2 separate regions of the Homo sapiens genome follow, and region 2 is linked to region 1. The links are chromatin contacts, found by Hi-C or POLR2A ChIA-PET in ENCODE. All regions are on one chromosome and are shown on one strand. Each heading gives the region's core, a stretch centred on a gene start or an enhancer-like site at or near the end of the contact. The rest is flanking DNA. Distances are from core to core; before and after follow the strand shown. Region 1 has its middle 7.3 kb from the start of SUMF1. Region 2 overlaps ITPR1 (inositol 1,4,5-trisphosphate receptor type 1).

Region 1 (5,896 bases), core at 1,997-4,496:
TATGCAGTATTTTCCACATGTGGAAACTACTGGTTCTCAGTAGGGAGGCTACCTCTGCGAGCTCCCTCTGGGGTCCCAAAGGAGTCTGCAGAGCCACATTTCACAGGGCCATCCACCTAGATGTCCCTGCCTCACTTTTCAGGTTCCAGGCCCCATGTTTTTCCAACCAGATTCCTGAATTTAGCATAGGAGATCTACTTTGGCTGAGCATCCAAACATCTGTGGTGGAACTCTGGGTTCTGCCGCTCAGCTGGGTCTGCTCTTGCACGGCAGGAGAAGACTTCTTTGCAAACTACCAAAGAGACCCTCTGGCTCTCACACTTGGTTCTCAGCTGTTTATTAACTGCTCTCAGTTTCTCATTATCCCTTGTAGAGAGGGTCAGTGCAGCTTGGTAATAACCAGCCAATTCCATTATCCTTGCATTCATTGTTCCTCTACACTTTTCAAACTCCTGAGTCAGCATGCTGGCACAGGCGTTCCTTTTCACCTGGACATTTTCCCAGGTCACTGCCAGTAACATTTTTAGCAGCTGGGCCTTGTGCCCAAAAATAATCAAACCCCACTCAAGATGGGATCCTTATCACCAGGCAGGCAGTGAGTGACCCAGTCCCCAAACTCCACTTTACCACCTGCTTTCTCAGACTACTCACACTACCAATTGTGTCAGTGTGGTTCCTCTTAAAAAGAGATGCCAAGATGTCATTAAAAATGCAAGAGAAAGCCAGGCATGGTGGTGCACCTGTAGTTGCAGTTGAGCCCAGGAGTTCAAAGCCAACCTGGGTAACCGCGAGATCTCACCTCTAAAAAGAAAAAGAAAAGAAAAAAAAACATTAAAAAGGAAAAAAAGGAAAAAAAAAGAGAGAAAAAAGGAGAAAAAGAGAAAAAAGGAAAAGAAAAAAAAAGAATAAAAAAAAAGAAAAAGAAATGCAAGAAATCCTATGGGGTTGGGGGGAGGGTCACACCTGTGAAACCCCAAGGAGAGAGGGAATAGGAAGGAATCAGAAGGGAAAGCCTCCAAACTGAATACAAGTCCTACCTGTGGAAGGAGGGAGGCAGGAAGGAACATGGAGGAGGAAAAGCCTCTGAGTCTGGTACTGCACTGAGAAAGTCTAGTCCAGGTCAACCAGAAGTCCAGAGCAAAGGCTTCTTATTAGAGGAGTTATGCATTGAGCCAAAATGGTGAACCCTATTCTTCCCACCAGGTTCAATCATTTGTTGGAGCTGCCCAGGAAGAGCGTGGCCTCAGTTGGAACACTGGCCAATCCTACAAGAGCTCTGCTGTGGGCTCTCCATTGACTGTACACCTTGAGGCAGGTTCTGTCTTGAAGAGCAATCTCAGCACATACTCCCGGGCTGCCACACTGTGGCCAAGAAGGTCCTCCATGATCTAGCCCCTGCCTTCCTTTCTGATCTCTTCTTCCATCAAATTGTCCTTTGCTCACCATGCTCTGGCCATGGTATCCTTCTTACTGCTCCTGGAACACATCAAGCACAGCCCTACCTCAGGGTCTTTGTACTTGCTGTTCCTTCTACCTGCAATATCCTACTTTTTTCAAAGCTGGCTCTTTCTTGTCATGCAGGTCTCAGTACAAACCTTATCTCCTCAGAGGAACCTTCCCTGATTCTCAAATGCAAAATAACCCTTTCCCATTCTGCTCTTTTACCTCACCTCCTTTATTGTCTTTATAGCTCTTGTCACTATCTGAAATGATTTCTTTTGTTCCTCTGTCTCCCCATGGGGGCAGCTATAGCATCTTCAGGATTCAATGCTGTAACCTCAATGGCTAGAACAACACTTGGTATGTATAAGTGCTAAGTAAATATTTACTGAATGAATGAATATATCATCCAATGAATAAAAACCTTCATGGTCTTGGTCCAAGTAGAAACTTGCTGCCTGACAGTGTTATACTCACATAGACATTTGAAATGTGGCTTTCCATTTTTACATCCAGGAGGGTTATACTCACATAGACATTTGAAATGTGGCTTTCCATTTTTACATCCAGGAGGGCCTGCAAGATGGATATAATAGTACCCAAGGATTGTATGAAGATTCTCATTAATTCATTAGACAAGTGTTTATTGAGTGTCAACTAGTAGCCAAGCACTATTCCAGGCACTGAGAATACATCAGTGAAAAAAAAACAGAAAAGAATTCTTGCCCTTGTGAAAATGACATTAAATAACTTAAACCATGTGACATACAACATTGCTTGGTGCATAAGAATAGCTCAAGAGTTTTTAGTTATGATTATTTCTATTGTCAACCCATTTAATATCTAAACTGAGCATTTCAAAGTATTTTAAAAAAAAAAAAAAAGGACACCTTCCTCTATACTTAGAGAGTAAAAGAGAGAAGTCCAAATAATTAGAGGTAGAAAAAAATTTTTCATATGGTTCTTTCTTTGGACTGTCTTTGGAGCCCTTTATTGGTGAAATTATCTGATTGGAAAGCCTATTAATTTAGGCTTTTTAGTTTTACTAGTTTGCACTGTAGTTTGTGCTGTGGAGAAAGTTATGTACAGAGAATGTTTCGTTTTGGTTTGTTCATTTCCTCTTTTCTTTTTCTTTTTTTCTTTTTTTTTTTTTTTTGAGACGGAGTCTCGCTCTGTCGCCCAGGCTGGAGTGCAGTGGCGTGATCTCTGCTCACTGCAAGCTCCGCCTCCCGGGTTCACGCCATTCTCCTGCCTCAGCCTCCCGAGTAGCTGGGACTACAGGCGCCCGCCACCACGCCCGGCTAATTTTTGTATTTTTAGTAGAGATGGGGTTTCACCGTGTTAGCCAGGATGGTCTCGATTTCCTGACCTCGTGGTCCACCTGCCTCGGCCTCCCAGAGCGCTGGGATTACAGGCGTGAGCCACCGCGCCCCGCCCCCTTTTCTTTTTCAAATGCTTCTGGTCTTACTTTCCCCACTCCTTGAAAGCACTGGGGTGGGGGTGGAGGGCATGGGGAAAGACTTCCTTAAAGAAAATGCAAAGAAAAGATACATTTTAAGAATACACAGGACAGAAGCTGCAGACAACAGAAAGATTAGTTTCAGAAGGCACTGGCACATTGTGAAAAACAGAACCAGGAGTTGGCTTAGAGGCTGCAGCAGCTCTGGGACCTCAGCAGCGGACTTTCTTGAACTTCACTCTGCTGCTCTCCTGGTTCACTCCCCAGCTCTCCAAGGTCTGCTTTTCCCTGCACACTTATTTTTTCTCTTCCAGTTGGCTTGCCTTCCTCCCCCCTCCTCGTTGTCTTTTTGTCATTGTTGTTTTTGGCTTCACAGCTTCTGCTTAGTCACAGTTCCCGTTCCCAGCATGTTCCTGACCCTTCATGGCCTCAATGCTACTGCACAGCCTCATTCAGCATCACTGTTTCCCCATTCACCTGCCACAAAGGGGAAGCCTGGTTTGCCCAGCTCCTCTTTCTCTCACCACAAGACACCATAGACCAATAGGAAGCCTATGCTTTAGCTGCATTTGAGTCACGTAGCTATTTCTGGTCCAATCAGTTGCAATTGGGTCAGGCAAACCTGTAGCTTGCATCAGACTCACTTAGGGGCCTTCTTAAAGCAATGATTGCTGGGGATGCCACCATATTCAGTACGTCTTGGGTGGGACCCAAAAATTCACATTTCTGACAAGCTCCAAGATGATGCTAATCCATACATTTTGCAAACTACTGCGTTCACAAAATAAGCCACTAGTTCTACCCCTTACTACCTGTGCTGGGTGGGGCACTTTTCTCTTAGCAATGCTAGCAGCATTACAGGCATTGTGATGGACAACTCCAGTACAGCCTGTAATTATTCTCCTCCAAACTTACCGTTTGTCTTCCTGATGTTCCTGGGCAGTGGTGTTTGGAGAGAAGGGTGAGAAGTAGCCAGAACGGCACCAAAAGAAATTTAGAGCAAGTGAAAGATGCTTTATGTGCCTTTGGAAAGAGAGAGGAAGAAATAATAGAAGAAATCACAGTCATGAGTCTCTTTTAGAGCCTAGATATCACAATGTTTGAAGTCAGATAAAATGAGGGAGAAAAATGGTTCCCAACTTTTTCACAAATGAGAGCTCAATTGTAGAGAGGAGATATATATGTCTTTGTATATATATATATTTCAGATGTTCATTCAATAGCAGTTTTACGTTTAGGGTTCTTTTTTTTAGAAAATGGAATGTCAAGATGCTGCTGTGAGGCAGTCCATTAGCAAAGGAAACTGCATATTAAATCACATCAGAAGCACCTGTATATATTTGAAGGTACAAATATACATCACCTTTTCAGACCTCAGCTAGTGCTTAACATAGGAGTGAACTCTCAATCCTTGTAATTACTCTGTGGTTTCCCAGGGATGTGTGACTAAGGGGATCCCCTAAGGTGGCTTAGGGGTTCAGTGAGGAAGTAACTTCTTTCCAGGAAGACTTACTTCTACTTAGAGCAGTCTTGACTAGTGTAATACAAAGAGTCCTAGAGTTAGAGTCAAAGACTGGACTTTGGGTCCTGGAATTTATTTAGGGGACTTTAGGTTTAGTCACAAAGCTTCTGTAAGCCTGAGTTTCTTCTTCTTGCCTACTTCATAACAGTGCTCCATTGAAATCAAGTAGGCAGTTATAAGAAGGAAAATAAACACTAGATGAGATTATTATGGTATTACTTTGCTTATAAGACAAATTTCCATCCTAGTTTATGGTTCTGAAATCTAGACGTATTTTTTGAGCTATGGATGCCTATAATGTGGTAGTACTTCCTCTTCCCTAAAAAAAAAAATGTTTTTAAAGCAGAGGTTTATATTTTAGCAAATGGTCTTGGAACAAAGGAAAAATGGCTTTATATATTCCTCTAATTGATAAATAATATATGAATTCATTATCTCTTTTTTTCCTGTCTCACCTGTAAATATGCCACCTTACATGGTAAAAAGGACTTTGCAGATATGATTCAGTTAAGGTCCTTGAGATGGGGAGATAACCTGGATTATCCTGAAGGTCTCAACGTCATCACAAGAGTCCTTATAAGCAGGAGAACCCCTCCTGGCTGTGGTCAGCAAGATGCAACAATGTGGTCAGAAAGCATGGAACAATGGTCAGAAACATGCAACATTGTTGGTTTTGCACATGGAGGAAGGAAGCCAAGGGCCAAGGAATGTGGGTGGCTGTCACAAGCTGGGCAAGGCAAAGGAACATTTTCCTCTAGAGCCCCCAGAAAGGAACACAACCCTGATAACACTTTGATTTTGGCCTAATGAGCCTCAGATTGGACTTCTGACCTATGAAACTGTAAGATAATACATTTGTATTGTTTAAGCAACTAAGTTTGTGATCATTTGTAATGGCAGCAAGGGGAAACTAATCCAAATATTTCAGTTCCACCATCATCACTAGGTGCAGGCTGGAATTCAGAGGCAAAAGGGTCAATAGATGTGTGCCCTCCATCCTCTTGGCATCCTTTGGGGAGTCAGGTAATGTGCTTTGGCTATGACACAGCTGGACCACAGTGGGACTGTGACCAGAGGAGGGACTCTGCCCCTCAACCTCTCACCATGCTCCCTTTTTGCCAGGAAAGTGGGAGAGTGGTCTTGCATGGGGTAGAGGTGGTGATAACCATTTGGGGCTCAGGCACAGATAGTCTGAGTTCAGATGTCAGCGTTAATGGGAATTTTGAGAAATGCTAACTGTCCTGACTTGGAGATACCAGGGGAGTCTCTGAAACACCATGGGGTTCTCAGCCCTCCCACTGAGAGATAGGAAACCTCGGGTCCCAGCAAGTTCCTGGCCAAAAACACAAAGTTTTTGGAGTCATTTCCCAGACAATCTTTATAGTTCTCTGGTTACATGTGTGGTCTTTGTGCATGTAAAGCATAGCAAGGTGCAATTAATTCTCTAACTTCAGCATCCATCAATCACCTGGAGG
Region 2 (5,485 bases), core at 2,888-5,387, 92 kb after region 1:
TTGCACCGGCTAGTGGTTCTCCCTTGAATAAACTGCAAGACTTTGCACTTAGCTAAAAATGACTCACCTTTGAAGGTGGTACGCATTCATTAAAAAAAAAAAAAATCAAGTGCGTGCAGTGCACTGTGCACCATGCTAAGCACTGGAGATAGTGTTGAGTGAGACAAATGTAGTCTCTGCCCCCATAGAACTTACATTCTAGTGGAGTGAGACAGACACCAAGAAGCAAACAATACGTAATGAACAAGATTACATCAGAGTGATAAACACTGGAAAGAATATAAAATAAGGAGGATGTGATGCAGCATGACTGGGGGTGGGATGGGTGGGCCAGCACTAGATAGGGCAGTTAGGGAAATCTTCTGGAGGAGGTAACATAGAGGTTGACACTTACAAGTTTAGGAAGAGCTGGCCACTTGTATCTCTGGGGACACAGTATGCTAGCATCAGGAACACCAAGGGTAAAAGCTATGATGTAGGTACGTGCAGTGTTGGAGAAACAGTAAGAAAGCTGAACAGCAGGGAGCCTATTGGTGTGTCTTGGCCCATGCACACCTCAGGGAGTAGTCAAGACCATGTAAAAATTAATTTGTTGGCTGGGTGTCACACCTGTAATCCCAGCACTTCAAAAGGCCAAGGCAGGAGGATTGCTTGAGCCCAGGAGTTCAAGACCAGCCCGGGCAACATAGGGACACCGTACGTCTACAAAGAATAAAAAAAATTAGCTGGGCATGGTGATGCACACCTGTGGTCCCAGCTACTCAGGAGGCTGAGGTAGGAGGATTTCTTGAGCCTGGGAGATCGAGGCTGCAGTGAGCTGGGATCATACCACTGCACTCCAGCCTGGGTGACAGAATGAGACCCTGTCTCAAAAAAAATAAAAAAGCAATTTGTCCTCTCTGTATGCATATTGAGAATTATTACATAAGTTGGGTTTTTATTAGCCACGTGAAGTTTGGGTGATAAAAATTTGATTTCCTACGAAATTGCAGAGTACGTGTTTCTGGTACCCTGAGTTGTGTTGATGTTCAGTGCTCCCTTTACTCTCTCTTTGGCTTCAAGATTGAACGGTGCTAGATTTTTTCATGCGGATATTTTTGCGTACCTGTGACTCCACAGACCAGTGTGCTTGTGTGCAGGATTTGGTGGGTTCATGGTTGTTTATTAAACAAAACTAATCCTATATAGAGGTTTTATTCGTTTGCTAGGGTTGCTGCAACAAAGCACCACAAGCTGAATGGCTTGAACGACAGAAATTTATTGTCTCACCTAAATCAAAGTGTCAGCTGAGTTGATTTGTTTTCTTTTCTTTTTTTTTTTTGAGACAGAATCTCACCGTGTCACCCAGACTGGAGTGTAGTGGCGCGATCTTGGCTCACTGCAACCTCCACCTCCGGGGTTCAAGCGATTCTCTTGCCTCAGCCTCCTGAGTAGCTGGGATTACAGGTGTGTGCCACCATGCCCGGCTAATTTTTGAATTTTTGTAGAGACGGGGTTTCACCATGTAGGTCAGGCTGGTCTCGAGCTCCTGACCTCAGCTGATCCACCCGCCTCGGCCTCCCAAAGTGCTGGGATTACAGGCGTGAGCCACCGCACCCGGCCGGGATTGGTTCCTTCTGAAGGCATAGGAAGAAATCCGTTATGCCTCTTGCCTGGCTCCTGGTGGTTGGCGGGCAGTCTTTGGTGTTCCTTGGCTCTGCTGTATTTCTTCTGCCTTCATGTTTGCGTGTGTTCTTTGTACAGGTGTGGCCTTCTCCAAATTTACCCTTTTTATAAGAATCTAAGTCATGTCGGAATAGGTCCCACCCCGCTCCAGTATGGCCTCATCTTAACTAATGACAACTGTAATGAACGAATTACCAAATGAGTCACGTTCTGCATGTTTTTGTCCTCCTGAAATTCCTATGTTGAAACCTGATAACCAAGGTAGTGTTAGGAGCTGGGTACTTTGAGAGGTGATTGGGATTAGTGCCCCCTTGTTCCTCCCACCATGGGAGGACACAGCAAGAAGGTGCCATCTGTGAACTAGGGCCCTCACCTGACTCTGAACCTGCTGGCATCTTGATCTTGGAATTCCAGGCCTTCAGAACTCTGAGAAATACATTTCTGTTGTTTATGGGCCACTTAATTTATGATATTTTTTTAAGCTGCCTGAACTGTCTCAGACACTTTCTGAGCGACTGAGGGTTAGGACTTCAACACAGGAGTTTAAAAAAGGGGTTTTCCAGCGCTAGACAAATTCTAAAAGAGCTGTAACACTCAGCATAGGAATTTTACAATGGGGACGCAGTTCAGTTCATAAAAGAGGTGCATATAATTTGGCTAAACTCATTGTCTCTCACAAATGAAAATACGGACAATACCTGCAAACATTTTGAAGCTGTTTAACCCATTTTTTGCTCAGACACCTGGAAGCCACGGCCCCTTTTTTATTTAATAACATCTGGTGTGTACTGAGCATTGGTAGGCTCCTCTGTGATAAGATCTTGAATGTGTCACCTTGTTGATTCCTCATAAGCACCCTCTGGAGTTTGTTCTGTGAGCAGCCTCACTTGACAGTTGAGGGAACTGAGGCTTAGTTCCAGAAAGAACCTTCAGCTCATCACCGCAGCCCTAGTTTCAGCATGATTTTTCTTACTGCTAGAGTTGATAGAATAGTCACAGCCACTAGCACTGGAGCCTGCCCTAGCCACTAATAGCACCTCCACGTAAAAGGTTTCTCATTGTGAGGTTAGTTTCTTATCTTCCTAATTCTACCACCTGGTCCATTCAATGCCTCCCTTGTTCTTTATCCCTGAGTTTATGTAATACGCAGCAGTACTGAGAAGATTAATTAGTTAATACTTGTGAAGCACTTTGAGGATGAAAAGCTCATGAACACTTAAAGTTAAATTAAATTTTGCCTCCTAGTGCCAAGAAATAAACAGTCTTTCTCCTTCCTGGTTGGGGTCAGCATCTCCCCTTGGCCCGCAGGAGAGTGTGTTCCCACAGAGAGCAGGCTGTATTGATTGTCTCCCCAAGACGAAGGTCGGAATGGCTACTAATTCTCTTTTGAACTAGATTGGATTCTGCAAACAATTGAACAGCTGACTCTATGCTAAGTGGAAATGTGATTGATATTGAAACAGAATTAAAATTTCAACTTCTAGGGAATTAAATTGAGTGCAACTTCAGAAATTTGGAGATGAATGTCCAAGTGGTTTGAAAAGCGATTTTCATGTTCCACTAAGTATATTAATATCAAAAGTGATATTGATGTTTGAGAACATTGGGCTGCAGTTGTTTCCTTGTCCTTTTCATTTATTGCCATTTTGACCTAAGGTTTGTGCCAGGAAGTTCAGCTTCACTCCTAGTGAATCTGAGTGGCGTAATGCTGGCCCCGTCTTGCTCATTGATTTTCCTGGTAGCCAAATCCCTGTACAACGAACTGTAACATATCCTCAAATGAACTGCATAAAAGTATGTTGGAGATGGAGAGGAGATCTATAAATTCAGAGGACAAATAAATCAAAAAGTGAATGACTTGTAAGAATTCATAAGCCAAATTCAGAGCCAATTTGGAAACTGAACCTCAGATTTTTCCAGGGCTGTATTCATTCCTTCCCCTGTTGGATAGATCTTCTAAGAGCCACCCTCAACTCGTGAGTCTGATAATTGCTTTTCAGATGGACAGTTACCTTAATGAACTCTGACTTTATGTATGAGTAGTAGTTTGTTGCACAGGAGTTGTTTTCCCAGAAGGTATTGACCTTTATTCCAGTCTCTACTATGAGCAAACCTCTATCTGTTGAATCAGCTCCTGGAACCTCAGCTCTGAATAAATAAAGAGCTTAAAGGTAAGGAATAGGTGGGTCAGTTCAGCCAAGTAAGGCCAGATAGAATTAGAGTTGAGAGCCAGGTCAGAGTTGAGAGTGGGGAGAAATAGCCAGGACTATTTGGCCCAGGAAGCCTGAATGGGGACACATGCACACACACACACACACACACACACACACACACACACACTGAAACACTCTGCAAAAATTGAGGTGTTTCCCAGGTTCCTAACCTCCTGAATGCAATGCAGATTCTTTCCTCCACCTTCCCTTCATTGTTCCCATACAACTCTGGCCTGTAATCAGCCCAACCTGGGCCTGGGCCTTGGCCACTACTAGATATTCTGTTGGCACCAAGAGTAGTCAGGACCAGTTTTCCCTCTCTTAATTTCCTCCTCAGGAGAGTTGAGTGTTTATCATATTCTCTTCTTTTCCTCTCTCTTTCTCTGTTCAGCTTAGGCAATCTTCCATTCTGCAGTCTTTCTCCTAGCTGTGTATCTTGAGAGGTAATGCAATGTAGGTTAAGACTGCCTGAGTTGAATCCTGGCAGTGCCACTTATGACTTGAATGACCTCAAGAAAGACATTTAATCTCTTTACCTCAGTTTCCCCATCTGTAAAATGGGGATAATAATACCTATTTCAGTGGAATGTTGTGAGAGTTAAACAAGTTGATATGTGGAAAGCTCGTAGGGTGTGGTCTGTAATGTGTTCAATTAGCATTAATTGAAGAGAAGTGGAGTCTCCCCTTCAATTCTTACCTGAGTAACACTGGACAATTTCATACTTTGTTGTCACTATTTTTCTTTAGCTCTTACTCTTTTTTATCCATTCCTGTAGCACTAGTGATCAGGATAAAAGACGTGATTGCTAATAGAGTAATACCTTGTTGAATTTGTGTAATGTTCCAGGTTGGAGGGGGGATGATAAAGCCTAAGAAGACCAAGTCCTTTTTTCTTGCAACTTTAAATTGTTGTAGGAAAGGAGACATGTTGATAATGGTTTGCAGTATAACATGGAACATGCTAGACTCCAAGTCGAAACTGAGATTAGAGATAGGCGAATGAAGATGACAGTCAACCACGTGCGGTGGGCTTGGGGGCTGAGGTGGGTCATGGAGGGCTTTATAGGGGAGGTGACGCTTGAGCTAGTTTTTTTTGGTTTCTTTTTTGAGACGGGGTCTTACTCTGCCACCCAGGCTGGAGTGCATGCTGCCATCTTGGCTCACTGCAACCTCCTCCTGGGCTCAAGTGATCCTCCCACCTCAGCCTCACGAGTAGCTGGGACTACAGGCATGCGTCACCACACCCAGCTAATTTTTTTGTACTTTTAGTAGAGATGGGATTTCACCATGTTGTCCAGGCTAGTCGTGAATTCCTGAGCTCAAGCGATCCACCTGCCCTGGACTTCCACAGTGTGGGGGTTACAGGTGTGAGCCACCGTGCCCCACCTTGAGCTAGTTCTTAAAGGTGTGAGAGGTTCAATGATAGACACTATCAACACTCCCAGTAAGTCACGTAATTAAGGTGAGAGTGCTGCTCAGTAGATTATTTATCAGGTATGTGGTCACTGATTTGAAATCTATGCCAAAGTCGGTGCAGTGAGGTGGGGATGGGAGAGCCTGAAGGCGCAGACCTGAGAAGAGAAGGAGATTAAGAGTCTGTGATTTTT

The links. A loop is a pair of places that touch in the nucleus more often than their neighbours do. ChIA-PET counts read pairs that join two places held with the same protein, here RNA polymerase II (POLR2A). Pooled maps may share reads with other maps.
Region 2: POLR2A ChIA-PET joins it to region 1 with 25 read pairs in activated T-cell. The contact joins two enhancer-like sites. A Hi-C loop is called at or near these places in 1 of 168 maps with a recorded cell type or tissue (HepG2) and 6 of 50 pooled maps. POLR2A ChIA-PET finds 5 or more read pairs at or near these places in 4 of 52 experiments (HepG2, OCI-LY7, PC-3 and 1 more).

Annotation. Positions count from the first base shown.
Region 1 is chr3:4,471,630-4,477,525 of GRCh38, forward strand. No RefSeq gene overlaps it. Among named protein-coding and RNA genes, the nearest start is that of SUMF1, 7.3 kb to the left of the region's middle. RefSeq lists a silencer at 3,468-3,517. Within about 2 kb of position 3,247, at least 11 of the 41 ENCODE cell types and tissues checked have a DNase peak (open chromatin) inside an H3K27ac peak, as active enhancers do; they include PC-3, where a contact is called at or near this core.
Region 2 is chr3:4,562,639-4,568,123 of GRCh38, forward strand. The region is part of intron 4 of ITPR1 (inositol 1,4,5-trisphosphate receptor type 1); the gene reads left to right. It also overlaps the pseudogene LOC124906344. Among named protein-coding and RNA genes, the nearest start is that of ITPR1, 72 kb to the left of the region's middle. Within about 2 kb of position 4,138, at least 6 of the 41 ENCODE cell types and tissues checked have a DNase peak (open chromatin) inside an H3K27ac peak, as active enhancers do; they include PC-3, where a contact is called at or near this core.